Regions from separate parts of the Homo sapiens genome. Here region 2 is linked to region 1. Evidence: read pairs that join two places in POLR2A ChIA-PET (ENCODE). Cell type or tissue: Caco-2. All regions are shown on one strand.

Region 1 (2,500 bases):
GTCTCTAGACTGCACAGAGCAGAGAGACCCTGGACCCAGTCCACAAAACCATTTATTCCCCCTAAATCTCCAAGTCCATGATGGGAAGGGCTGCCACAAAGGTCTCTGACATGCTTTGGAGACACTTTCCCAATTGTTTTTGTGATTAACACTTGTCTCCTCGCTACTTATGCAAATTTCTGCAGCTGGCTTGAATTTCTCCTCAGAAAATGAGATTTTGTTTCCTATCCCATTGTCAGGCTGTAAATTTTCTGAACTTTTATGATCCGCTTCCCTTTTAAAACTGAATGCCTTTAACAGCACCCAAGTTATCTCTTGAATGCTTTGTTGCTTAGAAATTTTTTCCACTAAATTCCCTAAATCATCTCCCTCAATTCAAATATCTAGGGAAGAGGCAAAATGATGACAGTCTTTTTGCTAAAACATAACAAGAGTCAGCTTTGCTTCAGTTCCCAACAAGTTCCTCATTTCCATCTGAGGCCACCTCAGCCTGGACTTTATTGTCCATATCACTATCAGCATTTTGGGCAAAGTCATTCAACAAGTCTCCAGGAAGTTTCAAACTTTCACAAATTTTCCTGTCTTCTTCTAAGCCTTCCAAACTATTCCAGCCCCTGCCTGTAAACCAGTTCCAAAGTCGATTCCACATTTTCAGGGATCTACAGCAGCACCCCACTCTACTGGTACCAATTTACTGTATTAGTCTCTTTTTGTGCAGCTGATAAATACAATACAAAGACTGGGTACTTTATCCAGGAAAAAGGGTTTAATAGACTTACTATTCCACGTAACTGGGGAGGCTTCACTATCATGGTGGAAGGCAAGGAGGACAAGCCACATCTTACATGTGTAGGAGATCAGTCAGGGTGGTGGGAAAAATTATAAGAAAATTTCTAGGACAAGACGCAAACCCTCTTGGAAGGCCGGGAGGTTTTGCAAAGCTTCGGGAGAGAATAAAAGCTGAATGCAGCTAATTCCCTTACCCTGATGCAGAGGGTGAGAAGTAGATGCAAGGGAGTGTAAAGGAGTTTATCTAGATAAGTTTATTTACTTATGGTGTCCAGAAACTGACCTTTGATCATCCCCACGCAAGACTGCTCCTTGAAAGGGGGAATAACAATGTTAATTATCCACAGGTTGTGTTAGCTCCAAGCCTTTATCATAAAATCTGTACTGAATAAATACAAGCGACTCAGGCTTATCGAGACTGCACTCTCTCTTCGGCATCTCTAAGCTGAGCAGTCCCTTAGTCACGCTCACGCAAAATATCTGCATACTTCTTTCATCCATCGCTTGTCCAGAGTCTGCAGGACAGACACAGTATACATGGATGTCACCAGGCAAAGAGACAGTTTGTGCAGGGAAACTCTGCCTTTTAAAACCATCAGATCTCATGAGACATATTCACTATCAGGAGAACAACATGGGAAAGAACCACCCCCATGATTCAATTACCTCCCACCAAGTCCCTCCCATAACATGTGGGAATACAAGATGAGCTTTGAGTGAGGACACAGCCAAACCACATCACCTAGAAACTTTTGAAGAATTCTGGTCAGTTACATTATAGAATGTCCTCCAATTTGTTTTCTTCTGAAGTGTCTCCATTATTACATATACCTTATATATTATTGGAAACAATGCCACAACTCTGATATGTCCTTCCTACTCTCTTGTATTGGGTAGTTCTTGGTGAAGATATGTGTTACTGGTGATGTTAACTTGATCATCGGTTAAGGTACTGTCTGCAATGATTCTCCATTGTTACTTTTTTCCCCTTGTAAACATTTAATATTTTGAGAGGGACATTTGAAGCTATGAGATATCTCTTTCTGCTTAAATTTTTACCCACTAACGTTAGCATCATCCCAGTGGACACTGCTTGTGAAAATTATTAATGTGGGGTTTTAATACTAATCGTCTATTTTTATCATTAATTTTACATTTGTTATTCAGACTTATTCTGTCGTGAAGAGATATATCCCTGTCCTCCATTTACTTATATATTTAGTTGTTTGTATCATTATGATCCTAGAAATTTCTCTTTTTCAAGTATTTTGGTTATTTCAGTTCCTTAGATTTCCTATATAAATTTGAGTATAGTATTATTGATATCTACCAAAAAGCCTGAGAGAGTTTTGTTTGAGATTCCATCTAATCAGTGGATTATTTGGGGAAGAACTGACATCTTTACAATATATAAGCACGTACATCTTTACAATATATAAGCATGTATATCAATTCATAAGCACGTATATCAATTCATAAGCACATATATCTCTTCATTAATTTAGGACTTCTTCAGTATATTATTTCATTTTCATGCCTCTGATAAAGACATACCCAAGACTGGGAAGAAAAAAGATTTAATTGTACTTACAGTTCCACATGGCTAGGGAGGCCTCAGAATTATAGTGGAAGTTGCAAGTCACTTCTTACATGATGGCAGCAAAAGAAAAAATGAGAAAGACACAAAAGCGGAAACCTCTGATAAAATCAT
Region 2 (2,500 bases), 110 kb after region 1:
TTTGGGTGCTGCACTAGTTAGGTCAAAAACAACTCTGTGGCTTGTTTCCCTCATAGGTAACTGACAGTGTCAGATTTATTAATCACTGGATTCTTCTCTCACTCTAATTTTTTTTTTTTACTAAATGTTTATCTTTCTATGATTTTTCATGAGATGTGAATAAGTTTGGCTTTCTTCCTTTGTTTTTCATAATGTCATCTGTTCTTGGAAAGAGAGTACAAGAAAGCCAAAATTATCATGAGTATTGTCCTTTCGTATAGAGGGACTACTTTCAATTTTTGTTTTAATTAACTCCAGTAGAAGTAAAATAAAATGTCTAAGTATAGTGAATGTGCTTCTAAATATTGGTATGCTTAGGCTTACTATACATTTTTATTTAAGATACTTTCATCTTAAATTTGGGAATGTTTCTCACTTTTGTTTGGAGACAGTAAACACACTGAATGAAGGGTTAAATGGCAAACTTATGTCCCTGTATCCAAAAATCATAATTTTCTTTTAAATGTTCTGCTATTGCCTCATTGATGTTGAACAGGGGTCTTGAAAGGCAGAAACCAAGCAGTATCATATATAGGAAGCTTGGTCTCAAGTTTGAGGGACAGTTATCCTAGTGACCTTGCTGGAAAACTAGTTCTTTTATAAATTTCAACTACGAAGTCCCTTTTTTGTTGTCATAGACAATATACTGTGGCGACAATTACATATACATTTTATCTATTAGTTAAGCTATTGTTAGAAATATCCAAAGATGAGTCCTAGATGTGGAAGAAGGTAGAGAAAGGATAAACTTTCAACAATGAAGAGCAATATCAGCAGTAATTGGGGTGGCCAAAATGGTAACGCTTTGTCTAGTCTGAAAGCTGACAGGAGACACAGAATCAGATCACAGAACCATACTGGTACACAAGTACTTAAAAGCCATGGTTAAAAGACAGCCAGTGAGGAGAAAAGATTGAGGATGTACAGGATTTAAATGACAACAGTTATGCCTTAATATAACTAGATTTGACCATACAGCTACAAAAACAAAAACAAGGTCCAGAAAACCAAATGCACAAAAGGAAAGGAAATGCTGACTTTGTTAGTCTTCACTGCAGAGTATATTGCCTATACTGTTCTCAAAGAAATGTCTTTTTTAATAACCTTAATTTTATAATGCTGTGTATGTTATTTTTGTTTTGGGTTCCTTTCTTTGAAGGATCAACGTTCACATCTAATGAAATGAATGCTAGGTAAAATAGAACATGGTTATGCTCTTGAGAAAAGTGTTACAGATATCGATGTAAACCAAAAACAAATTAAACATAAATTTTAAGGTGAACTTTTAGGTTAACATTTATATTGATTTACATAAAAAGTTGCGTGTGTGTGTGTGTGTGTGTGTGTGTGTGTGTGTGTGTTCAGTCTTATTTCTCTTGTATTTGTTCATGCTTTCTTAGTGCCATCTTACCCTTTGTTCTGGATCTTGAATAGATGAGGGTTATTTATCAGACTTCAAAACAGGTGTATTCTTTCAGTATTCTGCTTTTCGTTTCTAAGGAGAAAGTCTAGAATCATTATTACTTCATTTGCTTCACAATGTAACTCTTACATAGAAGAAAGCCAGCAAGAGGAACAACTCCCTCTCTATGTCTTGGGTCTACTCAGAATTACCAACATTAAACTGAAAGTAATACTGCCCAAATTGAAAAGCAACAACTATTATTTTATCAATATCGACAAAAATGATGTCATTTTTCATCCTATAACCATAGTGCTGCTGATTATAATTAAAATCATATTTATATCTACTCATGTTAGAAAAATGTATACAATCATTAATTTTTATTTGTATTATACATAGTTTCAATTTCAACATGAATTTCCATACTTGTTTAACTCGGTTACAAATCAATTTTTTCTTTTCTTAGAACTTGAAATTTATCTTCTTCATATACATGTGATGTTGATAAGAAAAATAAAATCACACTACCATTTTTTACTCTGTTGCTAGAATATATTTGAAGCATTTATTTTGTTTTATCAAAGTCCGGAAGTGGAATAATAGCTGTAAAATTATTTCAGACTCAAGCAAGGCATTGGAAAAAGCATAAGATCAGTGAATTCATTGCTGTTTGTGATTTCAACTTTCATTAACTGCCACCTATTCACAGCAAGTGCATGCATAGACTGAAAAATTTTGACAGCTAGATCCATGAAACTGCTCATAAAGGTTGCTTTAGAAAACTAGGCACAAATATTTCCAAAGTCTATAATACAGTGGATTAATACAGTAAAAGAAACATCAGTCTCTAGTTTTAAAATTTTGATAAATCAGAATTTTTGACAGGGCCACCAACGTAGCCTGACCCCATTGATGTTCAGGGACTGGTTGAGGATGTGGTGCAGGGAAGAGGGGAAGAAGGACACAGAAAGGTATGTCTTTACTGTGTACGTTGTGACCTTAATTTGACTCTCTAAATTTAAGGAATTGAGGGCATAAACGGACTGAAACGATTTT

What was found. Peaks named below come from ENCODE experiments on the same cell type or tissue, not always from the same donor. Only the 100,000 strongest peaks of a DNase experiment are listed, where the experiment ranks them.
Region 2: POLR2A ChIA-PET joins it to region 1 with 12 read pairs; 2 of 35 experiments call an interaction of 5 or more read pairs at or near these places.

Annotation. Positions count from the first base shown.
Region 1 is chr5:101,259,640-101,262,139 of GRCh38, reverse strand. The region is part of intron 2 of LOC107986438 (a long non-coding RNA gene); the gene reads left to right. Among named protein-coding and RNA genes, the nearest start is that of ST8SIA4, 360 kb to the right of the region's middle. In Caco-2, no CTCF peak of the experiment used is centred here; a DNase peak (open chromatin) is centred at 1,129.
Region 2 is chr5:101,146,027-101,148,526 of GRCh38, reverse strand. No RefSeq gene overlaps it. Among named protein-coding and RNA genes, the nearest start is that of ST8SIA4, 240 kb to the right of the region's middle. In Caco-2, no CTCF peak of the experiment used is centred here; no DNase peak of the experiment used is centred here.